Regions from separate parts of the Mus musculus genome. Here regions 1, 3, 4 and 5 are each linked to region 2. Evidence: chromatin loops called from intact Hi-C (ENCODE). Cell type or tissue: left cerebral cortex. All regions are shown on one strand. Each heading gives the region's core, and the rest is flanking DNA. Links, peaks and the distances in the headings are about the cores only. Region 1 overlaps Dgki (diacylglycerol kinase, iota). Region 2 overlaps Dgki (diacylglycerol kinase, iota). Region 3 overlaps Dgki (diacylglycerol kinase, iota). Region 4 overlaps Gm33318 (predicted gene, 33318). Region 5 overlaps Dgki (diacylglycerol kinase, iota).

What was found. Peaks named below come from ENCODE experiments on the same cell type or tissue, not always from the same donor. Only the 100,000 strongest peaks of a DNase experiment are listed, where the experiment ranks them.
Region 1: a loop joins it to region 2, with 3 times the contacts of the local background. A loop is called at or near these places in 4 of 42 quality-filtered maps.
Region 3: it touches region 2 in a loop (2.2-fold over the local background); 4 of 42 quality-filtered maps call a loop at or near these places.
Region 4: it touches region 2 in a loop (5-fold over the local background); 29 of 42 quality-filtered maps call a loop at or near these places.
Region 5: a loop joins it to region 2, with 2.7 times the contacts of the local background. A loop is called at or near these places in 4 of 42 quality-filtered maps.

The regions. Positions count from the first base shown.
Region 1 is chr6:37,293,853-37,299,952 of GRCm38, forward strand. It overlaps Dgki (diacylglycerol kinase, iota), which reads right to left. Exons shown (of 34, transcript NM_001081206.2): 1 at 5,711-6,100. The coding sequence starts at 6,096. Among named protein-coding and RNA genes, the nearest start is that of Dgki, 3.1 kb to the right of the region's middle. In left cerebral cortex, for the core only: no CTCF peak of the experiment used is centred there; DNase peaks (open chromatin) are centred at 1,468, 3,311, 4,116, 4,472 and 1 more place; H3K4me3 peaks cover 3,237 bases; H3K27ac peaks cover 2,405 bases.
Region 2 is chr6:37,094,266-37,100,365 of GRCm38, forward strand. It overlaps Dgki (diacylglycerol kinase, iota), which reads right to left. Exons shown (of 34, transcript NM_001081206.2): 4 at 3,287-3,361; 5 at 1,983-2,039. Among named protein-coding and RNA genes, the nearest start is that of Gm52857, 190 kb to the left of the region's middle. In left cerebral cortex, for the core only: a CTCF peak has its summit at 3,268 (motif pointing right); DNase peaks (open chromatin) are centred at 2,793 and 3,300.
Region 3 is chr6:37,212,868-37,218,967 of GRCm38, forward strand. The region is part of intron 1 of Dgki (diacylglycerol kinase, iota); the gene reads right to left. Among named protein-coding and RNA genes, the nearest start is that of Dgki, 84 kb to the right of the region's middle. In left cerebral cortex, for the core only: no CTCF peak of the experiment used is centred there; DNase peaks (open chromatin) are centred at 738, 2,395, 3,060 and 3,729; H3K4me3 peaks cover 231 bases; H3K27ac peaks cover 2,015 bases.
Region 4 is chr6:37,442,631-37,448,730 of GRCm38, forward strand. Gm33318 (predicted gene, 33318) reads left to right here. Exons shown (of 3, transcript NR_166917.1): 1 at 1-403; 2 at 3,435-3,580; 3 at 3,786-4,775. Among named protein-coding and RNA genes, the nearest start is that of Gm33318, 3.2 kb to the left of the region's middle. In left cerebral cortex, for the core only: no CTCF peak of the experiment used is centred there; no DNase peak of the experiment used is centred there.
Region 5 is chr6:37,197,379-37,203,478 of GRCm38, forward strand. The region is part of intron 1 of Dgki (diacylglycerol kinase, iota); the gene reads right to left. Among named protein-coding and RNA genes, the nearest start is that of Dgki, 100 kb to the right of the region's middle. In left cerebral cortex, for the core only: no CTCF peak of the experiment used is centred there; DNase peaks (open chromatin) are centred at 683, 3,007, 3,474 and 5,071.

The DNA of each region.
Region 1 (6,100 bases), core at 444-5,443, 200 kb after region 2:
TCAGAAAAAAAAATCCATCAGCCTTCACAAGATCTGTGCAACCAATGCAAACCCAAGAACACATGCTAAGCCCAAAGGTGACTGTGGCTTCTCCAGATGCCTCTGGTCTCAAAGGGGTTTCGACTCCAAGTACGCCTTGGGGTGGCAGAGCAAACAAGTACCCCAGATCCCAGCCCAGCAGAACAGAGAGGTGCAGCGACCAGGTTGGCACTCCCTGGGAGTCCTCATTTTCTCAGATTAGAAAGTCAAGTGTTAGAAAGAGCTGGCTCTCCTCTAATTTAATTTGGCCCCATGAGGCAATATCACTGTTGCCACAACAGAATTGAACACCAGCAAAGCTCTATTCCACTTCTCCAGCACCCAACTCCATAGGGCTCAGAGTGAGAACTCTCCCATATAAAAGAAAAAACATAAACAAATCAAATCCTTCTTCTCAGAGATGAGTCTCGGCAGACACACTCTGGACAGCAGTTCATTTGAAATCTCACTTGGTATGTGTCCCCACAGAGGAAGGTAACACTGCCGTGCCTAAATAATGACTAGAGGAAGACATGAAGTTACCGGAAGTGTTTCTGTCTCACCCTGAACTCTGTAGCTAACAAATGTATAAAACAGAGCACAGATGTTTAAAACTGGCTTTGTAAAGAAGAACGTTACATGCGGATATTCCGAAGACAATGTTTCCTGTATACTACTAACTCCAGAGCAAGGAAGAGACATGACCATGCTACTCTGTTTAGCTTCCAACTCCCAGCTGTCCCTTACTAATACAGTCTTGTTTGTGTGAACAGAACACGACTCGGGAACACAGTGAGACGTCTGTGTCGTCGGGTCCTGCCACTATAGACTCGACTAACCATGGATTGAAAACATTAGGGAAAAAAATAAAACTATTTCTGGACCGAGCATGCCATGTTATCATTAATGGTGTCTGACAACTCTTTGAAGTGCATTAAACTTTGTTTATGTTTTATGTTTTATTAAAACATGTATTAAGAAATGGAGATGACTCAAAAGGTGCAAACAGGTTATATGCGAATGTGATGCGGTTTTATCTAAGGGGCTTATCTGCACAGTAATCCTGAAGCCAGTCCCCCACAGCCACTAAGGGACAACTGCACTTTGTTGTTGTCATCAAAGTTAAGGAATAAGAGACCCCCTTTCTAGCAGTTGTCTACTATAAGAAGATCCATTGTACCGGCCTTTGCTTCTATACTGTACTAGAAACTTTCCGTGAGAAAGGTCAAGTGTGACCACTATGACTTGCCTCAAATGAAGCAAGTTAAGTCCACGAATAGAAATTCATAGATAATGGCTCCTGCCAAGGCCTCCTTACAAGCAAGCTTATACTTTCTCTCTTGCTGTGTGTTGCCCAAAGAGGAAAGGCAGCAGCTTTGCACCAAACCTCCATGCACCTACACAGCACCTGCAGAAATTATTTTAAAAGTGCATAAACTTCTAACATGGGTGTCTTCGTAGAGATAACAGGTGTCTTGGAGGTGGTTTTGTTCCCAGAAGCAAAACCAAACAATTTGCTGAAGATCATGAATTTATATTCATTTCCAGTTATGAAATAGTAGAGGGTTTCTGAAGGCACTAGCCATCGAGGCCAAGGCAAGGAGCCTCAGCCCAAAGGATGAAGCACTTAAGAAAGAACAGGGAGGACTGGGCTTGGTGGCGCACACCTTTAACCCCGGCACTCAGGAGGCAGAAGCAAGTGGATCTATGTGCGTTCGGGATCAGTCTGTTCTACAGAGTATACATAGGGAATTCCAGGACAGCCAGAGTCATGCAAAGACCCTGTCTAAATTTTAAAAGAAAAAAGAAAAAGAAAAAAAAAGAAAAAGAAAAAGAAAAAAAGGGAAAGAAAGAGAAAAAGAAAAAGAAAAACTCGAAACCTGAAGAATCTTGTGGTGAAAAATCAGTTCTCTCTCTCTCTCTCTCTCTCTCTCTCTCTCTCTCTCTCTCACTCACACACACACACACACACACACACACACACACACACACTGGTACCCATATTCACACATACAAAGAGTTCAACCCTAGCACAGAGGCTTGAGGAAACAACCAGAAAGATGCAGTCTAAAGAAAAACCTTTAGAGTCAGATTTGCCTCTAGCCCAAGCCCCAAGCTTCAGGTTCACTTTCTCTAAAACAAACACAGTAATAATCACATCATGGAACCACCATAAAGCTCAAATAAGACAGAACATACAAGCCTGAGGATAAGGCTCAGTAGATAAAGCTCCTGTCCACCTGGCCAGCGTGATCTGACATCTAAGCACTACTTAGAAGATGCACTGGTTTGGTGGCCATGTGTAATCCCAGAAGTTAGGAATCAGAGACGAGGTTATTCCCAGGGCAAGCTGGCTAGCTAGACTAGCCGGAATCAGCCAGTTCCCAGTTCAAAGACCCTGTCTCAATAAATAAATTAAGAGCAAATTTAAAAAGAAAATGTCAACTTCAATTTTCCACATGTACCTGCACATATACATATGCACCCACACACATTCCCACACTCATTCTTACACACAAGCATGCACACACACACACACACAAAAGAAACAATATGCTAAAATACTTCCCACAGTGTTGCCTGACAAATAGAACACAGTCGATACCAGCTGCCTTTTCTCTCTCCTTCTCTGTCTTTCTGGGTTTTCTTTCCTTTACTTTTTATTCGCTTAAATGAGAATTCTTACAGCAGCTAAAATAAGGAGTCCTTACATACATATTATATAGTCCTTTACAATATGTATCTGTTGCAATACCATTATTTGCAAAGAAAAAGGAAGTAGTAATTTTAACAGAAAAGTGCCAGATTCGTAGCATTGCCTGCTAAAACCTTTAGCTTTACCATCTACAGGAACTATTTGCTCTTGGGGTGCAGATTCTGAAAGAAAAGAAAAATTCTCACGGGAAAAATCATCCCCCCAAAAGAACAGCCAATGAAAGAAAAGATAATGGGGGGAAAATCTAGGGGTATGTAAAGGAGTTTATTTGACTTCACGAAGTAAAAAGTCAGCAAAATGAATAATCTGCCTCCAGAAATGGTTATTTAAAGGTTTTTTTGTAAAGGGCTCTGGTTCCTAAAAAGACAGGAGTCACTGCATATGCCCACCCACTCTTCATTTATTTTTAAACTCTAGCTTATATGTTCCTTAGCAACAAGAGAAGCAGATGAGACCCCCCTACACACACACGCACATACACTCACACACACACAGTCCTCCAAAGCCCCCTTCTTCACACCAACTTTCATTCTACAAATATTCGTGTTCTTCGAGGCATTTCCACCTGCCTGCAGATCTCCACTCCACCACCTCAAATGATCCCCTACATAGAAGCTGTACCTCCTACTCTTGCTACACACTTCTGCATAGAATCTATTCCCCCAAGGGCTTCCTGAATCCACTCCACTACCTCCCACTAGTCCCCCATGCTAAGTCATGCCCAGAATCCTTTCATCAAGACCATCGGGTCCACTGCCACCTCTGAGTCCAGCACAAAGGGTTACCAAGGCCAACAGGAAGACCATTTGCTATGACTGCCTGGCTTGCTTTGGCTGAGCAGTTTATGAGTTCAAGGGTCAATGACTGAAGCTTGGAGACAGCAACTCTCAGGTACTGGTGTGTAAGCATCACCTGAGGAGTGTAACAGCCAGCATCACCCACAGAGAGTGGAGGCTATTCACCTGGGGATTGCAAGCCATCTGACCAGCCACCTGAGGTGCTGTGTGTGCCAAGTGTCACTTGCCTTGAAAACTGTGAGGCTTTATTCAAGAAGAAATAGCATCCAAGAAATAAAAGCCACCACAGTGGCTTTCAAGATAGGTCAGTGTCGTGTACTGTTCCTCTCTGGCAAAAATGCTCCTGTTTCCGTGTCTTCTGTGACAAACACACTTCCACATGCCTGTGGGAGCATTTCACCCAGGAAGCTGCACGCCCCGACTCTATGCTTTTCTAAGAGAGAGCCTCAGAGAATGACCCCTGCCAAGAGGCAAGCTGAAGTGATTTCCCTTGCAAATTCTGGCTTCACAGCCCTATCCAATGAGGAGTCTCATGAATACCAATGACCCAGGAGCTTCTCTTAGCCCAGAAGCCCAGACCCACAATGTATTTCACGTGATAACACCCCCTCAACTTACAGCTCCTAAATTAGGCTGAATATAGTTCCTGTTCCCCTAAGAGCCAGACAGACCATCCTAAGTACAATTGAACTGCCTGTGTCCTAGCCTACCTCCCTAGACCTACCCCACTCCTCCCCACCTGCCTATTTTTAGAAACCGAAAATATAAAAAGATCCATTTGGAACTGATCTGTGTGAGTAACTAAGAGGACAACTCAGGTGGGAAACCCCCTCTGCGCACAGAGAGCAAAATGCAAGCAAGGGATGGATGCAGCAGCAACCACCTGGCTACGGATGGAGACCATTTAGGAATCAGCAGAAACCGGCATTTAGACACAGAGCACATGCCCTGATGACAGGGCCTCCAGTCCAGGCAATGCCTGTGGGGATTCCAGTGATTCACACACCTGCCCCCATAAACAGAGCACACCCTCGCAACCCACACACCTCTGTCATCTGCTTTTGCTTACATAACAGCACATGGTGTGACAGGCTTAATACTTTAGATGGTTTTTCTAGAAGAGAATGCTAACCCAAAAGGAGGAGGGCTCCAAAGATGCTTTCCTTGACCCGCCCCCCCCCCCTTTCCAAGTATCACTCTGAGACCCAGCAAGACTCTGCTTATGGCCTCAACTTTTAAAAATCACCAGTGAGGGTGGTCTCGGCGCCGTCTCTCGTGCCTGGGAATGGGAGAGCAGTGTAAGGAACCTATGAAATCTTCCCTTTGGTTTGGATCCTCACACAATTGGGGCTTCATAAAGCGTAATTGGGTGGACGTTCACCGTACACTGTCCTAGTGTCAAAGACACATCCAGCCTCAGGTGCCAGTGTGATCTCTTCTCACCAGCACTGGGACGGGGGGTGGGGGTGGGGTGGGGGCAGGGGGTTGGGGGGAGGTAAGCCTGGGAGTAGGCTGTCCACACTGAGAGAGGGAGAGAACACACAGGCATGTAACACCAACACCCACTGACATACTTACATACCTACAAGAAGAGACCCATAGCTCACTAGTCTTTAACAGACAAGAACGTCCCATAAGGATTTCTGTTCTGTATGGCTTATTCTTTGCTGCCTGTCAGAACAGATCTCAGCGATCCGGTTAGTGCCCAAGGCTCACCCAGTGAACTCGGCAAGGATGGGGGAGTGTGGAGATGACACTAGCCTAGGGACAACTTTGGCAACTCTTCTAACTGGGCATGTCTGGGTTTGCACCCCATACACTCACAGATGTGGTTTTGATCTTGTTCTGACCTTAGTGTTCTCTTCTGTTACAAGTGCACCCCTCCCTGGGTGTTACAGGGAGAAGAAGCTGGGGCACCCCACTTCTTCTCTTCAACCCAGAATTAGAGGATGAGAACAACATATCCCCAGGAGAGAGAGACAGATAGACAGACATACATAGAAGCAAAACCACGGAGGTACGAAGGTTGAAGAGAGAGAGAGAGAGAGAGAGAGAGAGAGAGAGAGAGAGAGAGAGAGAGAGAGAGACTGAACCCCAACTCTACAGAAGTGCCTCTCTGGAGCTAGAGCAAGTGTCCCCCGCCCTGGGCGGCACCTGTCTCGCTAGCTCCCGCGCCTACCTGTAAGAGACCTGCTTCCGGAAAGTTAAGTCCCTCAGCTTCTCCTCCAGCGCCTCTTCCTTCTCTTTCTGTCCGGCGGCCGCGGGCTCCTCCAAGGCAGCAGCAGCCGCTGCCCCTGCACCCCGCGGGTCCGCGCCGCCCTCGGCGCCCAGGCAGCAGCTCCCGGCGCCGCTTCCGCTGCTGCTGCTGCCACCCGTCGCCCCTCTCTCCTCTCCCGCCGAGGAGCTGGGGTTCATGGCGACCGCTCCGGCGGCCGCGAAAGAAGCCGAGGTGGTGCCGCTGCAGAGGCCGGTCGGGCTGAGGGCGCTGGAGGCGGCGGGAGCGCGGGCAGGTCCGCGCGCCGCTGGCAGGGGCAGCAAATGGCAGCCCCTTCCCGCAGCATCCATCCGC
Region 2 (6,100 bases), core at 667-5,666:
CTTAAGACTCAAGGAATCCTACGTCAGTCTCCTGAGTCTCTGATGCTACGGGTGGTCGCCACCTTGTCTGGCCTCTATGATGTCTTTCTTTCTTCACTATGGTTCAAACTGTTGTGACCCTCTCTGTTCTCAGACATTGCTACCCTCTCTAGTCTCACAGTACTACCCAGTCTCGGTATGTGCTGGCCACTCCCACACACATATCTACAGGCAAACCCATCTGGGGGCAAAGGGGAGACTTCAAACCTAATACTTCTGCAACTAAACTCACCATCTCTTGTTTTTTGTTTTTTGATTTGCTTTGTTTTTTAAATCCTAGTTGTTCAATTTTACCAATGAAGACTCAGAAGAGCAAGATGCTGGGGTGAAAACCTGCTGTCAGAAAGTACCCAGGTGACTTTTTTATACCACTGATGTCCCAGCAGGAAAAAAACCTCCCCCACTCCATCCTGTTTTAAATACCCTTCAACTCAAAACCCTCCTTTCCCTTTCCTGGGTTTTCTTATGTTCTTTCCCTGTCAACTGGTTGCTTGCTCTGCCTCTTTATCTATCTGGCCTTTATTTAATCCATTTACAAAAAGATTTTTGCATTAAAGCTGTGTGTGAGGGCAGTGGTGGCACTCAACTTTAATCCTAGCACTTGAGAGGCAGAGGCAGGTGGATTTCTGAGTTCAAGGCCAGTGTGGTCTACAGAGTGAGTTTCAGGACAGTCAGGGCTACACAGAGAAACCCTGCCTCGAAAAAAAACAAAAAACAAAACAAAACCCAAAAAAACAGAAAAGGAAAGGAAAGGGGAGAGGAGGGGAGGGGAGGGGAGAGAAGAGCAAAGCAAAGCTGTGTGCTAGGGCTGACCACACCACAACAACCTGTTTACAATAAACAGACAACTCTTGGATAAAAGGTTTGTGGTAGCTGAGCCATACCACAACCAGTCCACAATCTTAGGGTTCACAATGTGATCAAATATTCTGCATCTTCACATCAGATTCATTCCTCAAATAACCTTCTTACAACAATGAATCAGTTTTGCTCAATGGAAGCTTGATTTATAAGGATAACTCCCCACACACCCAAAATCCTTCACTAATTCTTGCCAACTTTACACCTGTAAACTCATCTTAGCAAGCATGTTTCTCTCAGCTCAGACACAATTATTTCTTAACCTCTATGGCAAGAGCTGCTCTAATTGTCTCTATGTCCCCAACAGCATCGACCCTCATGATGTTCCCTCCACACTGCAGGCAGCATAATATATTCTACTTAGATAGCGCAGTGCGAACCTGCAAATCCCTGATGACTTCCAGCCTGCGTCCAAGGAAGTGGAAGCCTGACTTCCACTGTCTAGCTCTAACTCTCCTCCCAAGTAATGCATCTTACTAAGCTCTCACCTAGGCTTATGTGCTGCTGCTGTTTCTGTCTAAATGGTTGTCTCCCTGTATCTCACATCGCACCCTTTGCCCTAGAAGAGTCCTAAAAGATTCAATCAGTGCCCACATCTCTCAGAAAGCCCATTATCTGGCTCTCTCTCTCTCTCTCTCTCTCTCTCTCTCTCTCTCTCTCTCTCTCTCTCCCTCCCTCCCTCCCTCCTTCTCTTCCTCCTCCTCCTCTTCCCCCTCTCCCTCTCTCCCTCCCTCCCCCCCTCCCTCCCTCCCTCCCTCCTTTTCCTCATCCTCCTTTTGTGGACTAGAGAGTACAACTCAGACCCTAGTTCTAAACTGTCTAGAATAATGGGGAACTCCCCCAACCCCACTTTTCCATTTCATGCGTTAAGACTCTGGCTCCCAAACCCACTCCACTGACAGAATAAAGTACAGTATACCGAAGAATCTTGGAGACTCTTTGTCCTTATTGACACATTAAGAAGAAACTGCTGTATAATGAGGGGAGACAGACCTCATTTGTCAATCCTAGGTGAATCCCTGGGAGATTCGGTGAACCTAGGAGAGTTCAAGGTGCTCTCTGAAACAACTCACAAAACTCACTTCTCTTGGCGATCTGGAGCCTCCTTCCCGAAATGTTGGTTTACATCTGAAATTAATCTGCCATTTGAAGAGAAAAGTATGTTAATGTTAGTGACGAGCAACAGGTTGAAGAGAGCTACCTGAGACCAGAAAGCAACCAATAGTGGTAGACATGAAGGCTATAAACCAAGCCCAGGAAGAATAAGGAATCCGTTCTAGCCTGCTCCTACTCTCCCGAAGCATCTCACTAGACGATCCACAGAGGTACAGTGCCATTTCACACCTCCAGTCGGCAGTCCTGCATTCTCATCCATGCAGTCTAACTTCAAACAAACAAACAAAAACGTTCTTAGCCCATGAATCTGGAAAAATGGAGACCAAAGTCACAGGTAAAGTACATGGCAGCTGAAGTCATCCGGGTAAGTTGGGTTTTTTTTTTTTTTTTTTTTGCTTTTTTTTTTAAAGTAGAAAATATAAACCTGAGAAGTCCTAACTGCTGTGATAACCATTCAAACACACGCACAGATATTCCCTGTAAAAGGACTCAGCACTGCCTTGCTCTGTGGATGAGAAGTGTCCTCGTGAGCTCTTTTGCTCCTGTATAAAGTGAAGTAGAGTGCAGACGAGAAAAATCTAGTCCAAGTGTTAGGCATGGCTGTGAGATATAGGTTGACAGCAGCTGGAGGTGCTGGCGAAGCTAAGCAAACATTGTACAAAGCTAAAATAGTCCCACCGTGATTGCCAAGGGCAGCGCACGAATATAGATCCCACTCAGTGTCTCGCCTGGACACGGAGGAGGAATTATAAATGAGAGCAGCAAGCAGCTCTCTCGCAGAGCTCTGCCCTTCCCCCCAGATGGTAAATGAATAGACAGTTCAGAATCCACTTCTGGAGACAAGACACCACCCTTGGGATGCCACTCCTGGCTTAGCCACACATTTCATGCTGCACCAGCAAAAACTGCTGCCCGTGAGGTCTGCAGCAGCATCTGGGAGCTGCTTTCGGCTGGCTTGGCTAACTCTCCCTTCGAGCTCCTTTAGGAATATGTGAACTCACCGAGAGAAACATATGGAAGCTACAATCTTAAAAGGCTTATTGTAAGTGTTGCCAAGCTTTCCCAAAGTTCAATGCAACATAATATCAAATTAAACCCAGGAAAACAAGACCATGGCTGACCTTTATATATTGTCTTTTCATTGTTATTCTGGTAAGTCATCCTGAACTCAACAATTTTTGGTTTTGTTTTTTAAAAAGTTAGACATTGACACCAGATCTTGGTAAGTGACCGAAGCCAACACACTCGCCAGCAGGTGGCGCTCGCTTACCTTCTCTAGTTGCTCAATGCAGGCTGTGTGGACCACGATTTTGCAGACGGCACACTTCCTCCTGAGAGCGGATTTCTACAACATTCAATTCAAAATACAGGAGAGAAGTGTTAGCAAGCTGTTCTGGAGACTTCCCTGGAATGAACGCGAGACTCCTTAAATTAAGCAAAATTGTAAGTGCTTCTGTTACTAAGCAAATTGAAAACCCCTAAACATGTCAAGGTAACTACCCACAGGCACACCAGTGGCCTAGACAGGCTTCTTCGCAATATAACAGCAATACCTGTTACAAAGAGGGCTTATAACATAAACCAAGGTCTTTAGTCTGTTACACCAGTTTTAAGTGCTACGCCTGAACAACGCAAGCACTGTCCTTACGTTTTCAAACTTTTTCACACATTCCAACTTCACTCTTGAGGGACAGAGTCAATATTCTTATGTACAAAACAAGCATTCCACCCATACTCTCGGAGGCTGCATCTCCATGACTGGTTGCTTTAAGCTTCTGTTCTAGGCACAAATCTCGTCGGTGCTATTTGGGTTTCTACCCAAATCTTCAGGAGCGAGATTACAAGTCGGGATTCACACCCAGGAAGCAACAATAACAAACCACTAGCAACAAGGACAGCGTGGGCCACTGGTTAGAATACAGGTCTTGCTCTATGCCCTGACAGGCACATCACAGATGGTCATTCACTTAACCTTTACAGCCTTGTGAAGTAGGGATAGCCCTTATCTATCCCTGCTTCACAGGTAAGAAAACCCACACGCAGCCAGTGACCGGTCCAAGATCGCCCCATTAGGGCACAGCACACCCAATGTGTCTGGCTCCTAAGTGCCATCAAATTTAGCCTTGATTTTGGGCACGCGTTTAAATTCACAGAGAAAAGCTTTCTGGGGTCTATGTTATCTCCAATGATTAAACACTCGAACATGGTGCACGTAGAGAGATGACCGTATGGGCTTCTGATGTCACTCCTGCCAGCATCGCCTAGGGATGTGCAGAGGCCTCTACAAGGACAGGCCTGAGCAAGAGCTGCCTGCCGGGATAATTCTGTTGGATGGTAGTAACTACCACAGCAGCAAATGCAGCATGTAGTGTGTGAGGATCTTAAACTTTCTAAAGACTGTAAACAGTTACTTTCTTCAACAGGCTCTTCTTCAAACCAGTGCTTGCCTCCCTTAGGTGATGAATTGGAACCACATAACAAATCATTTAATGGGTTAGCTGTTATTTTTCATGCTAAGACACAGCTGTTTTGAACCTAGCATCATACACATAAATATACATATATGCATACATATATATATTAATAAACTAAATATTACCAAATAAATATTAAATATTATAATAAATATTACACCAAACCTATTTTGAGCACAAAAACTCATAATAACAGAGATTATCAAAGAGCCCACATGGGAAAGGCTGGGAGTGCTTGTGCATTTGGAAGGTGTCAGTGTAGACTGCTGGCAACCTGTGACTGATGGCTGGCTTCCCTGAGGAAGGACAGTGGAGCCCAGTGGATCACACCTAACACTTCTGTAGAGACAGGGCCCTGGAGGGACAGACAGCCCTGGGGATGCTGGGGAAGGTAGAAGAAAAGAAACTGTCACTTTTTATTTCCTCTGTGGACCCATCATCCAAGTCTAGACATCAGTCTCTGTGGATAGCATTGATAACTAAGTCACCAGCTTCCAGCCGAGTGCACAGAACACCTCAGCAACAACACTGTGTGTCTGTGAGCTCTTAATGTGTGATCCCCCTCTTGGCATTGGTCTTCCTAACATGATGTAGAACAGTAAGTATGTTTGGCAACTAATTTTTCAGACAACGAAAGATAAGGAAAATCAGAACCTAAGGCTATCGCTCCAAGTGTCTTCCTCTACATCCAAAACCAGAAGGAGGGCTAGGGAGGAAGAGGAGGAAGGAGGGGAGGAGGGAGAATACACACAGCCATGTGGGGAAGAATGTGAAACCGAAGAATCACAGCGATAGCAGCAGTCCTGAAACAGCAGCAGCAATAATACAATTGGATTGCAAATGGTCATAACTAGAATGCTCATAAACAAATAGCCATTGCTCTCCTCTTTCCTATCAGTGTCCTGGTCAGATCTCTGCTTGAGCACCACCTACAGAAAGTGCATGTGACATTTGAGTCATGCCACTAATGGGACTTACCATGAAGCTAAGGAAACCAGAGTTGATAACTCTTCCAGCCCCACCACCTACCTGATCCCTAACAGATTAGGGCACACACATGTCGGGCAACGCTGCTCAAAATGGGCAAACATTTAGGATGGATTCCCAGCACCACAGTGCCTGGAAAGCATCCTCATCAATGAGCCCTATCTCCCTATGCTATTGTGCGTAGGGTCCTCTTATTTAGTCTATGGAGCACCGGGAATTCTAAAAAGGCACTGTATTACAGGAAATTATCAGGCTTCCGAGTCATTGAATTTGAACTCCTTCCTCATTATCTGCCTTGAACCCAAGAAACATTACAACTGTGCCTCCTCAGCTTTTAAGACAAGCCTGAAAAAAAATGCAGAAATACCGGGCTCGGTTGATGCTTCTTAAGTGAAAGCTAGCATCTCATGGGCAAAAGAATGAAATCTGAGTTTTATTTCTGGCTCTTGGTGGTGACTTGACTTTCTGGTCTGTTTGGGGGAAAGAACATTGAACATTCTGGTCTCCTCTGTTAAGAGTTACTCCAACTGGGCCTGTCAATCATGTGGCCATGAGTCCACCTCTCAGGAAAATGGATTCATCTGAAGACATGTTAAGAAGATGTGGGAGGAATGATTAACCCT
Region 3 (6,100 bases), core at 429-5,428, 120 kb after region 2:
GAAGGTTGCCCTTGACTTCTAAAGCTGCCCTTGCCCTGGGTTCCCTCTGGAGGTCTTGCTGCCCATAAAGAACATTTCCCATCTGAATTCCCAAGCTTCAGATTGCACCTCCTGCTCCAGGGAAGCTTCCTCCGGACTCACAGATGGCATGCCCGGGCCAGGACCTCTGTCCTTCCCATTCTGCCCTGCAGCGCCACAGAGCACCTCCCCCTCCACATCTCCACTTCCTCTTCTCACTTCTAGCATGTGCCTCAGTCCAGCTCTTCTGGGCCTTCTCATCTTCCTATTCCCCACCTGCCATGTGACCTCACAGAAATCATCCACTTCTGTGTCCTAGCTGCTTCCAAACACTGTGGCGACAGTGAAGAAGCCCAGGATCTCTGCTCTGCTCTTGAACCTCTCTGCTCTGACTTCTCTCTCTCTCTCTCTCTCTCTCTCTCTCTCTCTCTCTCTCTCTCTCTCTCTCTCTCTCTCTCCCTCTCTCTCTCTCTCTAAGAAAGGAACAGTCACATTCAAAATATCTAAAACTGTCCTCATGGCCTGCCTCTCCGTGTCTGTTCTTCCGAGTGTATCTCATTCTAGAAACTAGCCAGTCAGGCCAGAACCAGAAACCAGCTCGGTACACTTCTCCACCCACACGCAGCAATCAGCAAGCAAGACCAGACCTCCTTCTCTCCCTTCTACACTTCTCCCTCACTTGGGACCTCCTGGCTCTCCTCTCTGGACACATTGCTCCTTCCTTTGAGTTTAGTTAATGATCCCACATCAACTGGTCAAGCCTAAGTCCTTTATCCAATTCTTATGCTTCCCTTTTCCATCTCAGCGCCACTAAACTGCATGAAGCCATGCTATACCTTCCCTTCCGACAGGAGACCTGCCTACCCATGTCCCGTCAGGACTCATTTCAATCATCACCTACTCTGTGAAGCCTTCTGTTCCACATGAACTGCTGCATACCCTTAAAATATGCTCATTGAAGCATTAACCCCAAATATGGCTGGTTTTGAAAAGGGCGGGGGAGGCTCTAAGGAAGTAATTAAGGATAATATAAAGAGTATGTAAGGCTTTGGGGACACTGAGATAGCTCACCGAGAAAAGATTCCTGTCACCAGGCCTGACAACTTGAGTCTGATCCCTTGGAGCGACATGGTGGAAGGAGAGAATGAATTTCCACAAGCTGTCCTCTGACCTTTACACATACATTATGGAGTACCCAACCCCCACCACCAAAAATAGATGAATCGATTAGTGTACAGATTTTTTTAAATAGTGCAGCTCTGATCTGATAAGATTGGAACCTTTATAGAAAAGACACCAGAAAATATATCCATGTGCTCCTTCACATTTCTTCTCTCTCAGAAGCATGGAAAGAGAGGTGGACTTCTATCTAGGAAGACATCTCCCCAGAGACCTAACCCTGTCAGAACCTTGGTTTGGAATCTCTAGACTTTGGTACAGAACGATGAAGCTTTGTTGCTGCTGCTGCTTCCTAAATGATACTCCATCCTTACCCTTTTACCCTCACCCAGGACAAGCTGACCATCACTTCTTGTAATTTGCTCATGGGTCCACCCATCAGACTATCCATGAACTTATAACACAGCGAGCTATGTCTGTGTCTCTCACCCACTAACCTCGGACTCCTAGAGAGGAGAAATGGTGTGTTATCTGCATCCTTGTGATATTTCTCTTGTTCTGATACAGCACTTGCCCAGAGACAATTTGTGCTTGGTAAATTAGCTCACAAATGAAAAGACTTTCAGTTAATTTGTAAGGCTGACTATGAGGTAAGTGAACAATTTACACGCCAGCATAGAACTTTCTTTTCGTTTGGTTGGTTGGTTCGTTTGTTGCTGCTGTTGTTACTATTGCTGCTGCTATTTTTAGTTTTTGTTTTCCCAGACAGGATTTCTCTGTGTAGCCTTGGCTGTCCTAGAACTCATTCTGTAGACCATGCTGGCCTCGAACCCATAGATCCCTCTAACTCTGCCTCCGGAGGGCTGGAATAGAGGTGTGTGCCTGTGACTTGGCTCAGAACCTTCATCCATTCCTCACATCCTCTTGAATGATCTTATTCCCCACACAAAAGGGAACGCTTTGTTGCATCCTGCACCCACACCCTCCTTTCTCTTCTTTCCTTTTAGGGTGCTTGGTGAGTGACCTCCCAACAAGTAGTTTATGTCAAACCCTGTAGGTGCCAGACAACAAAGAAAATTAAAGTCGCTATTTCTGGAGAGCTCTCTCACCAACAAAATCTCAGCGCATGGCCTGGCCCCCAGGGTTTTAGGAACTCTGTCTCACTGCTGAACAAAAGTTATACCTCCCACTCATGATGGAGCCAAGACACAGGATGACTTTATCCACCTGAGAGAGGCGGGCTTGAGAAAAGAAGGAAAAGAAAAGGTCCGTTGAGGCTGCTGTCCAAGTTGCCACCTCTCTCATGCCTGAGCCAGCCCTCTTCTACCCTCAGGGGAGATCAGCTACCTTTGTGTTCCCTCTCCCCAGCTATTTATGACAATTTGCAACAAAGAGCTTGGACCTATATCTCTCTTAGAATTTTTCCTCTTTGAACAAGAGAGCCTCTTTTTTCACGCGCTTGAGCTACATACACTTTGGAGACAATCGATTTCGAAAGGTTTGTGAATCCACTTTGCCACCTCTTTCCTCAGTTAAAACTGCAAGGTCTCCGGTACGCTGTTATCTATGATTCCTAAGCTTTCAGCGCCTGTAGGGCTGCAAGGTCCTGAGGGGCCTTGGCCTTCAGCCTCCCCAGGACTCATTCTAGACTCCAGCCCCACCCCCTGCCCAGACAATCTGTAGCTCCGGAATCTGCATGTGTAGGAAGATGTGGAAGGGTCGGGGTGCAGTTGGGAAGCAGGGGAGGGAAGCAGCTGACCTCCAAAGCCACTTTTTCAGAGCTCTTTACATTAGACTGAGAAGTCTGTGTCCCTCTCCAACCGTGCTGGTGCTATTTTGGGACAGACCATGCTGGGCGTGATGAGGAGATACGTAAGCCAAAAGAGCCGTTTGTCTGTGATGCTGCCAGCGTCTCAGTATTCCCACTCAGGTGCTTTGATCTTACTCAGAAAGTAGCAGCAGCATTCACCTCTCTTTTCAAAGCATCCGTGTTCTTACTGACAGATCCCCGAGCAGCTACAGAAGAGGCTAGCAACGTCTCAAGGGCAAACGACTTCTAAGAAGTTCTTGACCAAGTCCAGATGTAGGCTTGGTAAAGAGGCCACATTAACGTGAACATACCATCTCTCTACCCTCTCTCGGGTACACATAAACTTGGAACATCCCCAGAAAAGCATTCTTGACAGGCTCAGGCCTCGTTGCTCAGGAGTAAAAAAAAAAAAAAAAAGACATTCTAGAAAACTAAAAATACAAAAACCACATTCTTTGCGGCACCTCCACACCACAGCACACATGATAAATAGGACTGAACAGAAAAATGTACACGCCAGAGGTAGACTGAGGCAACGCACTCTGAGTGTTCCCAGCATCCCTGCAGCCGCCAGCCCTGTTCCCAGCCCCAGGTTCCTTCCTTTCTCTGAGTTAGCTAGACCCACCTTACCTACTGATCTCCCCTGCCCTCCCTCTTGCCTTTCTCTCCTTTCTAGTCACTGTGGGTGACTATGGTGATGTCTATAACAGCCAAGAGCCTGAGGGAAGAAATGTCGTTTTCCAAAACTCTGGGCTTTTACCCAGCTGACTCATTCCACCTCCCTCCCTCAGTCCCAAACCCCAGTCTTCCGCCAGCAGCTTGTTGTCATGGTTACTCTAATCTTTATCTGCTTTGCTTGTTAAACAAGCTGGCTTTCCTCCAACCCACCTCCTGGCTGCCCCTACCTCTGTGACTTTACCCCCCTTGGCTCCATCTCCTTCTTTTCCAGTAGTGACAAAGAGAAGGTGCACAAATCCCTGTTCCCTTTTCTCACCTCTCTCCACCAGATTCCATCAGAGCAGTTTCTCTTCTGTTTATTCCTAATGGAAAAGTACCACTCAGGAGGGAAACCACACCTGGCTGGAAACTAAGGCTCTACAGAGGCCCTAGAGATAGAAGAGAATAAGGGACACTACTGGTGAAGTTCATTAAAAACTCTCTTGGTTGGCCAAGAAACTGATTGTTAGAGTTCTTTAACCAACGCACTGGGGTCTGTTGAGACCGCTCTGCCCAAGGAACCACCCACATCACACTAGAGCCTTGAATGCTTCTTCAAAGATACAGTCCTTCTCCAGAAGTCACACAGCACACCCCTCCACTCCTCCACTCTTTTCTTGTCCAGGGTGAGTCTCTTTAGGATGCTCCGGATTCAGCTGGTTCTTGCTACCTTGGAGAGCTTAATTCCACCCAAATGTCCTCCTTCTCTTGTTTCTTAAACCAGCTTCTCTATGCTTACTCGCTTTCCCCTCAGAATACAAGTATAGCTTTCCACCTTTAAACGGGGGCGGGGGGTCTCCTTTTGACTCAAGTTCTTGCCCACTGGCCACACCTTCAGCTTTGGAAATCCACCTTCTTGTCATTTTTCCCTTGGTTTGCATTCAACCTAGTGCAGAACATTTCCCTCCAGAATCATGGCAGAGCCACAGTTGTGAAGAGCTTTCCTACTGACTGACCTCAGTGCACCCCACACGGTTGGTTGTTCTCCTTAGCAAGTAGCTGGGATTATGCCCCAAAACACAGAGGTAAGTCTTCAAAGACATTTCACTGACCTTTGAATCTTGGCTTGAGTGTTTGCAAGTGCCCTAACTTTAGGCAAATGATTTAACCTTTGTTGCCTCAGTTTCCTCATATTTCACTGAGGTAGTAACTTATCTACTCTTTATAGTTAATTGAGATTATTAAATGAAGCAATATACATAAACAAAGACATGCCCCCCCACACACACCCCGTAAATGCTCAAAAATCACTAGTGACCAAGAAATGGATAATCAGAGTTCTTTGTTCAGCTTGCTGGGATTTGCTGAGTCTACTTTGCCCAGGGAGCTACCTCAGACTAGGGCCCTGAATCTTCTTCAAAGATAATCCTTCTCCCAAGGTCTTACCATCACCAAGCTGGTCAACAGTATTAGCTGCCCTGTCTCCTTCTCCTTTGATATCGTCTCCCACTGTCCCCTTCTCCTCCCTGTCTTCCCTCTTGGCTTCTGTCATGAATGCCTCATTAGCTCTCTTAGAGTTTTCAATAGACTTCTGTTCCAGGCCTTCTACCCTTCTCTACTGAATGCTCTGCCCCCTTAATAATCTGTTACATACATTTAAATACCACAGTATATGGAAGCCTACAGAATCTCCTAGACTCCAGACCTTCCTATCTTAGAATCTGTTAGCAATCCTCACCCAAAGCTGCCTAAGCATCTTGAACTCGACTTCAAAAATCTATCTCCAGGAACCATACGACCTCTAGGTGCCACCTGAAAACTGGCACTGTGAGTCATTTCTTCCTCACCTCTTATTAACTGTAGTATAGCTAGGTCATGACCATGTCTAACTGACTTGACTTCTTCAGTTTCCCTCAAGACAGTCTAAACTTTCTGCTATTATCTCTTTCTTGACCCATATTATTTATGATTTATATCGTCAAAAGCATTTCTCCTTTTCAAGTCATTCCTTATCAACAGTTCTTCCCAGTTTTTAAGTCTCTACAGCTCTCCCTGGTCTATGATTTCACAAATGAACCTATGGCTCTACTAAATACATCTCTGGGTCCCACATCAGAACAGAAACAAAATTCTTTAAGGGAGTGGCCTGAGAAGGGATGCCAACATCAGATAAGTATGAAAATAATCTTTGAGATTAAAAAGGCGGGCCTTTCATGATACAACTGTTCTTTCTGGGGTACTCCATGGGTTTTCCTCTCACTCAGAAAGCACAGAACCACAGAGAAAAGGAAATCTGTAGCCCCCCCCCCCCCCGTTCCAGTTCTCAGTCACTGGTGACCATTGCAAATTGGTTTTCCAGGTTATCCAAAGTTCCTGCATACCGTGTCATCCACTATGCATGCTGTTCCCTGATTATGTGATTCCAAAACTCCTCTACACTCTTCAAAACTCTTCAAATTTAACCTTCGTCAGTGGCCTCAAATGTTTAATACCACC
Region 4 (6,100 bases), core at 399-5,398, 350 kb after region 2:
GGATTTAAAAGAATGCACCACATATATGAAAATGCGCACGTGAGCAGAAATCTGAATTATCACAGTTCTAGCACACATTCATTGCTAGCTTTTTATGTAGTTTTATGGCCTTTATTAAACAGACATTAGCCAATCTTGCCACACGTTTCCAAGTCCTAAATCAGAGGGCTAATTTTTTTTTTTAAATTCATAGGATTTTGTTGTTTTGTTTTTGAGACAAGGTTACCTGTAGCCCAGGCTGTCCTCAACTGCACTGTGCAGCTAAGGCTGAGCTTGAACTCCTGATCCCTCTGCCTCACCTCCGGAGAGCTGGGAGGGACTGCACGGTTATGCCACTAGTGCCTGCTTCACAGATCTTTTATTCCCAATGGAGTACCAGGCAAAAAAATGAGAGGATGGCCAGGTGGGTACTATTCCAGATACTGGTCAAAGAGGTAACGGATACTCTCCTGAGTGTCGTGGATGAAGTGGGGCTTAGGGGAAAATAAGTGTTTTAATGGCTGCAAGATGCACCCCAAAGTGAGTGTTGGGAAAGAGATCTAAGCCTTTGACCCCCTTAGAGAAGAAAAGGCCTGCTCTATAGCATTTTCCCCCAATGTGATTTTTCTTCTTCCCTTTTGAGGTTTCCTTTTATGGAAACAGCCTTAGTTGGCTATAGTTTAACCATTTTACATACAGGGCTGTGGTTCCAGGTGGTTCTTACAAGGGGACAGTCAGGTATCAGGTCTACAGAGAGTTTTGTCTTCTTCAGAGCGTGGTTTTGCTGTGTGAAGACAGAAGTCTCAGAACTTTACACTGTCTTTAAGCAACTTTTATTTTTCATGTAAAATGAGTCTGCTTGTCTAGCCTAGGATCTTTTGAGACTATTTTAATATTTAAATACAGACCTTTCTTTTTATTCTTTCTATCTATCTATCTATCTATCTATCTATCTATCTACCTATCTTTCCATCCATCTATGTTTGAGACAGGGTTTCTCAGTATAGCCCTGGATATTCTGGAACTCACTCTGTAGACCTGGCTGGTCTCAAACTCAGAGACCCTCCTGCCTCTGCCTTCCGAGTGCTGGGATTAAAGGTGAGCACCACCACTGCACAGCCACACATTTTTTTGTTTTTGTTTTTCGAGACAGGGTTTCTCTGTATAGCCCTGGCTGTCCTGGAACTCACTTTGTAGACCAGGGTGGCCTCGAACTCAGTAATCTGCTTGCCTCTGCCTCCCAAGTGCTGGGATTAAAGGCGTGCACCACCACTGCCACACATTTTTTATACAGTAGTTTTCTCGACTTTCCCGTAAGCCTTTGGTCTTTCTTTTCTGACCTGTTAGTCTCCTTCACCGCATCTCTTTTGTAAACCAGTCTTTCAGTGTTTAAAGCCCTGTTTCCTTTTTACAGGGAACTTATCATGAGCTAGTAAGGTTGGAAATGTCCATTCTCCTTAGCATAAGGGCACAAGCATTTCTCTGCCCAACATAACTGCATCGGACAAAGGTTGGTTCTAGTAATGCCCCAGTGGTAGGCAAGCATCCACAATGACCTCCAGGTGTCAGCACCTTTGGGCATACCCCTCCTCTTCAGTGTGGGCAAAAATGTGGATTACCAGCCAAGGAATTGAGGTCCCTCAAGCCTACAGCCCATGATTAACTGAGTTTGTTAATAGCCATGGAAGAAGGTTCTCCCCCATGTGGCTCTTCAGATGGCTACAACTTGTGAGGGAACCCAGGTCACAGATGGCAGGTGAGCTACACAGATTTCCAGACCCACAGGTTCTATGTTAAAAGGCTTTAAGCCACCACATCTTACCTTGTTAAGTAAGGAGAAGGATCATCCACACCCTGAGGTTTGAGTAACTTTAGGTGATCCTGAAGAGGCTAGTGTGGTCCATGGATTTCTTCAGTCTCCTCTGTCTCATGCATGATTTTCCCAATGACTGAGCACAAGAGTCCTTGCTAGTACATTCTCCTGTTTCCCATCTTGGATACTAAAGTCATCCATTCCCCTTCCCTCATCAATCTTAGTGCTTGGCAATGTAGTTTACTGTTTCTCTGGCTTCTTAGCCTCCTGTGGAAGCTGCTGCCCTTGTCCCTTCTCTATTATCAACTGTGTGGCTAGACACCATGCTTCCTTAAGCCGAATTCAGACACATGATGAGCCAGCCAGATACTCTCCTGATTTCCCCGATATTATTTGTTTTCTGTGCCAGCCTCTTTACAGATTTGCTTTCCATGCTTGCTTTCCCCTCACCTCTGCCATTGTCATTTCTAGAATCAACACTTGACAGAGTCTCACATCATGAAAACAGAATCCACCTTCTATATTGACCTGACCCTGTTCATTGGTGCACTTTGTATTTGATTAACCAGCAAATATTAATTCCTTGAATTTACCTTTTTCTTGTTAAAGATTTATTTATTTATTTTATGTATATGAGTACATTGTAGCTGTCTTTAGACACATCAGAAGAGGGCATCGGATCTCATTACACATGGTTCTGAGCCACCATGTCACTGCTGGGAATTGGACTCAGGACCTTTGGAAGAGTAGTAAGTGCTCTTAACCGCTGAGCCATCTCTACAGCCCATGAATTTCCCTTTTTCATCTCCAAGATTTTTAGTTTCTCCAAAAGAGCTGGTTAAATATCTGGAAAACCCCAGAGAGCATTTTGTGCACATATATCTGGGTATAAAACTCCCCCATTGAAGTAAATTTGGTCTATCGGTCACCTGTTTCTGGACTCATATTTACAGAGAAAAGAAAAATCATGTTCAGTCTGAGCATGAAAATGTGGAAACCACCAGGGGGAAGATACATTCCAGCATGGTGTTTCTCAAGCATTCCCTGGGTTATAGCTGACCTCTGGTCTGAAGACTCAACAAAAGAGACTGAAATTAATGATAGTTAGAAAGATACTGATTCTTCTCCCTTCTTCTACACCTGTGATTGTTTTTAGAGCATGGTGTATTTACTTATTATGCATGTATCTGGGGTGAGAGGGCTTGGATGTGCCACAAGGAGGATGGAGAGGTCAGAGGGCAAGGTGCATCCTGGGAATTCAACTCAATTTCTCAGGCTTGGTGGCCAGTACTGTTACCCACCCCAGCTTTCTGTCATCTTTTGAGAATCTCCTTTCTGTGTTAGCACTGTTCTTTGGAAGGGGAGTAAATTCTGACTCGCTTCATCTTGCCCGCTTTTCATTCTTCCTGCTTTAACACTCATGGGATTTTTGTTTGTTTATTTGTTTGTTTTTGTCTCATTGATAGCGTCCTGCTAAGTTGCCCATGCATACACCACCATACCCAGCATCTGATACCTGCCAATGGGACTTATTTCCCAGTCTTGAGGAATTATATCATTGAGGAATTATTACAATTATGATAATGTGATCAGAAACGAGCTCCTCCTCCACTTTTTAGTTTTTTCACTTTTGTACACACAGAGCATGATGTCTGGGAGAAACTGCAGCCTTTCCCTAAGAAGTCTGAGACACAAGTGTAACCCACATGCGAATGGAAGGCGCTGAGAAGGAAAGGGCTGAGAACGGAAGGGGCGCATGATCACTGAGGACTCAGCTGTCACGTAGAGGTGAGCATGAGCCCCATTTTAAAGGCTGTGGTGGTTTTATTAAAGAACTCAACACTGTTTTCGGGGGTAATAAAATGAGCTTAAAGGAATAGGGGGAAAGGGAAGTGTTTAACTTGGAACTCATGTGGTAAAGTTGGCGGGGACCAGGTAGGTAGGGGTAAGAACATGTGCCATTAAAGTGATGAGTTGGAGTCTCTCCCTGCAGTTCTTCAGGAAGGGATATGGAAAACTACTGCTGACCTCTAAAGTACTCCCTGTGAAGAAGGGCCAAAGTCATGCACACCTAGGCCTCAGTGGATATTGGCGGTGGAGAGGAAACAGCAGAGGACTCTTGGGTGCAGCCTCACTGCCTGCAGCAGAGAAGAAAGTCCCTCTCTCCCAGTTTCTGAGCATTGGACTATGAAAATCGAATGGAGATCTGTGCAGAGACTTCCGCCAGCCTTGACAAGCGTATATGGAGAGACCAGGACACGCCAGCCTTGACAAGCGTATATGGAGAGGCCAGGACAACAGAGACAGACTGAGAGGAGAGAGCTGCAAGCGTCCACATTGTCATGTCTCCTGTGTTATCCTAACCACTAACCTTGAGATGGCACCTTGGGCATCACAGCATAAAATGCCACTCACAGGAATTCACCTGTGACATAGAGCCCACTAATGCACTGTGGCACCTCCAAAACTCCAAGCAAACTGGCTAATTGTTTTTACAACTTTTAATTTTGTTATTTTGGAGACAGGCTTTCACATAGCCCAGGCTGGCCTTGAACTCACTATGTAGCCAGTATGTCCTTAAACTCCTGGCCCTCCTGTTGCCACTTCCTAAATGCTAGAGTTATAGGCACATAGGACCATGAAATTTTAGAGATGGTGATGTCCACTATAATCCCAACATTCAGGAGGCTAAAACTAGCCTGGGCTACACAGCAAATTCCAGGCTAGGCTGGGCTACATAATATTTTTTCTTGAAAAACAATGTTTTTTTTAATCAAACTCCTACATATATTCTAAATCTTAAGGTGGGCTAAGAATATAAATGCCAAACAAAGCAAAACCATACGGGGAAACTAAATAAGAAATACTCATAATTTTGATGTGGCTGGGGCGTGGGCATGATTGAGAACATGGGAAACAAATAGCTTAGGCTAAATTTACATGTATGCGTACATTAAATGAAATTAAATGAAAGAGGAAATGAGGACTGTATTGCTTACTTTTTTTTGGACAGGGTTTCTCTGTGTAGCCCTGGCTATCCTGGAACTCACTTTGTAGACCAGGCTGGCCTCAAACTCAGAAATCCGCCTGCCTCTGCCTCCCAAGTGCTGGGATTAAAGGCGTGCGCCACCACCGCCCGGCGGTTACTTTTCTATTGCTGTGACAGAACACCATAGCCAAGGCTGTTTAGAAGATAGGGGTTATTTGGCTTACAGCTAGAGAGCAAGAGCGAGAACGAGAGACTCTGTCATGGTGGAGAGGTGTGGCAAGGGACAGGTAGCGATAGCTAATGTGGTGGTGGGAACAGCTGAGAGCTCACATCTTGAACCATAGGCAAGGAAGCAGAGAGATCGAACCAAGAATGACAAAGAACTTCAAAATGTCAAGCCACCCCCCAGTGATACGGTTCTCCAGCAAAACCACACCCTCTAGACCTACTCAAGCAGAGTCTCCAGTTGGGGACCAAGTATTGAAAGGCCAGAGACTGTAATAGGCATCTCATTCAAACTGCCATAAGAAAGGAGAGATGAGGAAAGGGGGGTGAGGAGGTAGAGGGTAGACATGCTCAACTATATAGTTGTAAGAAAAATAATTAATTTAAAGAAGAGGCCACTGTTCAGAGTGTCACAAGGGACAAAGGCTCCTTGAAGGAAGCAGGAAAGCACAATCCATGCTAAGCAAACGTCAGAGAAGGCCCTGATTTTAGTCATCGCTACAACGCTGCCACCCTGTGGCTGAAAATGAACAATGCAGCTAGTTAACCAGAAAGGTCTCTTGGAATCCAAGTCTCACCTTTATTACAACCACTAACACCCAGGTGAACGTGCAGAACCATCCCTCAAAGAACGTCCTTGTGATATTATCCATCCCGTACTACCCTGGAGGCCATGGCTATTCTGGTATCCATGGGCTTGACTCGCCAGTTTTTCTTTATTTTTAACGTAACATGAATGGAATTCCTATTGATTATTCTGATGTATCTATGTGACATGTATGGTTGATTCTCATTATTCACAGCAACTGTGGCCTTTAAAGTCACAACAAACACAGAAAGAAACAGTGTTGAACCATTGCTCCTGGGATAAAGTCAGGCTTGTTCCTGTATCTGATGACAACAGTCTCATCACCTGATCAGTTGGCATTAAAAACAAAACAAAACAAAACCAGTATGTGTGTACGTGTATCTCTGTGAGTGTGTGTGTGTGTGTAAGCTTATTGATACATATAAACCAACAAAGCCATAATTGGGGTGTTCTCGTAATTTAATAATTTTCATATTATAGCCTTCTTGCAGTGGGTAAATCAGTG
Region 5 (6,100 bases), core at 573-5,572, 100 kb after region 2:
CACACACACACAGACACACACACACAGACACACACACACACACACACACAGACACACACACAGACACATACACACACACACAGACACACACACACACACACACACACAGACACACACACACAGACACAGACACACACACACACAGACACACACACACAGACACACACACACAGACACACACACACACACACACAGACACACACACACAGACACACACACACACACACACACACACACAGACACACACACAGACACACACACACACAGACACACACACACAGACACACACACACACAGACACACACAGACACACACACAGACACACACACACACACACACACACACTCTAAAAATCAGCACAGCTGGGCCAAAGCTCTCCCCATTCTCAGGGATTGAAAACACTTGGCTTATTAATTTTGATTGAAAGAGCAGCTTCCTCTGTCTCTCACATTAGACTGCATTCCCAAGATTCTGGTCAAAAAGGTGAGAGCCGATCGGCACTGCCTGGCGCGGACTCCAGATGTCATGCTTCAGTTCTTTCTCCTGGAAGCTGATTGAGGTCGGACTCACAGGAAACTCTCTAGGGGTGGGCAGTCTGGCTGCCTGTGGTTCCAGACTCTGGTCCCCAAGCAAGAATTTCAGCTACGCCAGGTATATCGGGTCGCCCATTAAATCGTTAAGATGTCTCCAGGAGTTCAGCACTGTTATTCTATTTTTTTTCTCAAAACTACAGAACGGGAGACGGTCTCGGTGCCTCGTGCCTGAAATGTAAACTAGAAATTTCTCAGGCCACCCCCATCCTTCCACCAGACCCAACAGAGCCTAGCTGCTCTATGTGTGTTCAAAAGCCATGCAAATACCAAATCAGGGAAAGCTCTAGAAAGCACCTATGTCTTGTCAGTGACTTCATGCTCAGACTATGGCCGAAGATGTAAACTTTTCTCAAACACAAATTATCTCTGTGCGTCATGAGGCCGTTAAAGCTGATCCCTCTACCTGGTACTACAGAAGGGCTACAGGTGGGCAGACTTTTGAGGTGGCTCTGGACCAAATCCTAATTCTCTAACACAGAGAATGACAGGGAAACCCTGCCTCAGTTTCCTCGTCCATGAAAAGGGTTAATACATTATCATTTTAAGAACTACCAAAAGGGGGTCACCCCTCGGTACATGCAGGGGATTGATTCTAGGGTGCCCTAGAAGAGCAAAATCTGTGGACAGATCAATCCTCAAAACCAGTGTAAGAGGGTTGGGGCATGGTGGTACATGCTGGTAATCTGCAATGGGGGAGGTAGAAATAGGCAGAATTCTGGGGCTCAATGGCTACAAGCTCCAGGCAAAGGAGAAGCCTTGTCTATAAAAACAAAGAGGACAGCGCCCAAGGGTGTCCTCTGGCCTCCAAATGCCCATGCATACGTGAATTTGCACATATACATGCATACACATATATACATTCACATAAATACCAATAAATACTGAAGTCCCTTATTTAAAAAAAGAGTATGTATTTACGTGTAACATACAACTTAACTCATGTGCAAATGAATTACTTACAATACCTAATACCATGTAAATGCTATGTAAAGAGTTACACTCTATATGTCTAGGATGACAAAGGAAATGACAAATTAAATTTCTGGAATAGTTTCTGAGTCATGGCTAGCTGAATCTGTGCATGTAGAACCTACAGATACAACTGTACTTGAGCCAATAAAAACTCTGTCCTTGAGCCAGGACTTGTCACTTGTTGCAAACCATTTAGCTCTCCTTTCTTGACTCTCCCTCAACCAGAAACACCACAAGAGACAGAACAGCAGGTGCCACGCATGTGTAAGGCCTGGCCGAGACCTCTTCTCAGTGTTAACTAGGAAATTATGTGAGTGTGCCAAAGCCAGGCACATTTTTTTTTTTTTTTTGCATCAACATCAGTACCATACCAATGTTCATCCCTGCACAGTTTTATGGATGTTGGGTGTTTCTCCAAACAAACCTCACAGTGACCATTTGAAACACCTGGAGAAGATACTGGTGAACAAGGGAGGCGGGGAGGATGGGAAGGAGAAGATACAGGAAACACCAGCCACATCTCAAGAAGAAAGTCAATTCCACAATGTCCCCCAGGTTTATCCCAGCTCCTGGGTCTGAATATATTTCACTCTTCTATATACTGATGCCTTCCAGTTCAGATCAGTGAGAGGCTGTGGTTTCTGCAGTAAATTCTGTTGGAAGTCAAAATGCTTTGCTCCCAGGGGTACCTGTGCGTGAATGATTAGACTAAACAAAACACAGGTGCAGAGCTGATGCCAAAACCTGCTTGCCAGACATGACCACCTGTTTCCAAATATCGATTTGAATCACAGAGAACAGCAGTCCCTTGTGAGCAGAAGTGTAACTTGGTTAAGGTAATCTACCTACGCATATAAATGTGGACACTCATGAGCTCACAACATTGGGTAATTCCAAAGATCACATTGAGAGATGAAAGTTCTTGATTCTACCATTCTATCCAACCAGAGGTTACTCTCTCACAACAAAAGTCTAGTTTTTCATAATGCTCTTTCATCTATAAACAATGTGTTCATGTAATCCTGATTCTTGTAAAAAAAAAAATATTCCTATCTCAAATTTGTATTTGCCTCATGGTTAGCTATTTCTTAGTGACCCAACTCACGGTGACTCCAGGCCAGTACTAATTGCAATATCAAATAAATAGTCTTTAAGAATGATCTCCCATAAATAGTTCCCAGGTTGAGTCAGAGTTACAGTGTACCTCCTTCCAAGGAGGCAAAGAGACAAACGTGTGCTGTTCTCACATGCCAAAGGCATTTCTTTGGCTCAGAGATTGTTCCCAAACTAATGATTGCCATCCTCTTGCCACCCCCACCCCCTGCGCCCACCTTCTGCCATTCCCATTCCGTCAGCTGTGGCAGGGGTGGGTGAGCTGTTACATCCAAGGGGAAAAAGGAGAAGAAACAACTTTTTGATCCTTCCTAGTTTGGGCACCCTTTGCACTTGGAGCAGAATCAGAGACGCTCTGAGCAACTCTGCAGAGTCAGAGCCTGGGGGTAGGAGTGGAAAGGGTCTAGACAAAGTCCTGCTTCCAGGAGTCACATGTGCACCAGACAAACTCTGCTCTCCCCTAAAGACACGAGTGCATCTCCAAGTCACCCTAAAGGCAGAGTGCACACGTACACACTCACAAGTACACACTCAGGAACAAAAGCCCAGGAGTATAAACAGCCTATGCAGCCCCATGTTGCCTCATCAAAGGGGACATTTGAAGCCTTTGCACGCTTAGAATCTAGACTTCTAGATTCTACGACAGTGTTGTAAAGACAATGAAGTTCTCAGGGAGGAGGACTGAAGCCGGGAAGGAAGAAAGGAGTGCATAAACCCGACCTATCTCAGCAGTCGGGTGCACACTGAGTCTGTATAGACAGCAGAGTCTGTTATATAAGGCATGGGAAGATAAAGACTTGGAGCCATAAAGTGTCTCATTATGACCTAAGTAAGGGTCCTCTGGTAAGAGAGGACATCAGACTGTGGGAAGCTGTTGAACACTCATGTGTGGGTTTCTGCCCTGCAGAGAGCAGAATGATGATATTTTTCCCCCTTTTCGGTAGAGCTAGCCTGACTCATGGAAAGGATGAGTTTCATGGGCTTTTATTCATGTGGCTGGAAAGCAGCACACATTTCTTCCCCTTCTGGAAAACTTGAATCTAAAGAAGTAACTGAGGGCATACTTTGGACCAGCGTATTATCGCTCTGATAACGGGAAAAGGCTGCACAAAGTGCTTTGTGTTTGCAGAGGTAGGGTTCTGGTCCGTGTGTTTTGGTTGGGGGTTATTTGAATTTTTGCTTTTGTCACAGTCTAATTTAGGACTGACACTCCTTGACATTCCAAAGTGTCCTGAGACATTGTGCTGAAGGTGCACAGTCATCTGCTCTTGGGGAACAGAATCGAGCCTGCACTCTCAGGAGAGAAGCAGCATGGCCTTCCCTCTTCAGCTATCGGAAGAAGAGCTAAACCACATGATGGGCTACTAACCCCAAGGCAGCGTGAGCTGAGCTTGAAGAACCCAGGTATGGAGCCATGTATTATCAAGTCCCATGTGATATTTTCAGAGACATGTTTGTCCAGTCACACTGTGAAATATCCCTCCATACTGGAGGTGCACTGGGAGTTATCTTAGGAAGAAGTAACCCAGAGGTTAAAAAAAAAAAAGCCCAGGAACAGGCAGAGTCTAGATTCTAAGCATGCAAAGGCTTCAAATGTCCCCTCTGATGAGGCAACATGGGGCTAAGCCCAAAACACACAGGGCAGGGAACTCTACAGCTGAGTCCATGCTGTGGCTCTGTGAATATAAAATACTCTGGGAGGAGCTGCAAACCATTGCTCATTGTGTCTTCCCTTCTCATTATCAGAATAATGCAAACTAGGCCTCATGGTGGTCACTCTCCTCCATTTCCTCCTCTTCTTCATCTTCATCTTGCCTTCCTCCTCCTCTTCTTCCTCCTCTTCCCCTTCCTCCTCTTCTTCTTCATCTTCTTATCTTCCTCCTCTTCCTCTTCACCACCACCACCATCACTATCCCTGAGCATCAACTATGTGGACAGAAATGAATATCCTACAGCCATGAAGATAACAAGGCAAGATACAGGCTTAACCATCATGAGCTGAAAAAAAAATATAAGTCTCTGAAATCAATAATGCCATTTGCATTGTCTTAGCTTTTGGTCCATATAAAAACTTCTAGAGACAGTTCTGGTCAGAGTAAAACACAAGCAATATGAATCTGAGCTACAGGATAGCACAGGAAGCTAGCTACAAAGGTCATCAGAAACTGACTTTCAATCCTCTGTTCCTGGAGCTGGTGAAGTGGCTCAATCAGTGAAACACATGTCGCACAAGAATGAGGACCCAAGTTCCAATCCCCAGCACCCACATTAAAGGGGGGAAAAGTGACATAACCAAGCAACAATCCCAGTGCTTTAGCCGTTCTACTATCAATAAGCTTATGAAACAAAAATAGACCCTAACAGCTGTTTCTGTATTCTGCCTTTCCAAAGCACAAACTACCAGTGATTCCTGCTTCTAAAATCTGAAAAGGACAGACGAGCAGAACTGTAAAAGAGCTGGAGAGCTGGGCACTCCCCGACATCCTTTAACTCTCTCCTTAGATGTTCCTATGACACTGGCGGCTTCACTCACAAAACCTACTTGTGACCCCCAAGCCAGAGGTGCCAGGGAGCAGTCCCCTCACATCACCCAGGATCTATAAAGGTCTTCTCCCACTCTCTCCGGTCTTCCCTACCTCTCATAAACTTTGTAGGAGCTACCTAAGAAATACCAGTTGGTTTTATAACCTTCACCTAGCAATTACAGGCAGAGGATGTGAAGAGAGACGAGGCAGAAAGAGACTGAAAAAGATTAAATTTTATAGACTCAATGTTTGAGCTAAGGAGACAGTAAAGATAAGAAGTCCGGATCCCTGAGGTCAGCCAAATTCCATCCCAATGGCTAACTGCTAACGTCAGATCTGTGATGAGATTTTCTTCATTATTATGTCCCAACCTGGAATGGAGCTCAATCACAACGTGGTTAAATGTGGGGATTAGCATGCAGTGATTAACCCAGCCAGAGACTTGGAAAGTCTGCTGCCACAAGTCCCAGTGCCAGGAGCGGAGCTGTCCTCTTCAGTGGATGGGCCAATAGGCAGGATCCCTGGGGTCTGGAGCTGTCAAATTCAGTTGTATCTGGCAAGAAGACTTGGGTTGGGGGAGGGGCTGACTGAAGAGACTGGAGAGGTACAGAGACCAGAGCAGTGCTCCAAGAGCACAGAGAAGAGCAGGAGTCATTCACAACTGCCAGCAGGAGGCTGTAACGGACAACAGAAGAGCTTAGAGCAGGAGACCCCAGGGTCAAGTTCTACCAGGAGAGCCGGGAGAAGACAGGTACCAGCAAGGTAGGGAAGACACCTCTATCCTAGAGCGACAAGAGGAGAGGGTCCTAACTAGATATGGGGCCAGGAAACCCCCAGGGTTGCTGAACTGCTAGGTAGGCTGTAGATCCAACTCAGGTCTTCCCACCACAGGCTCTG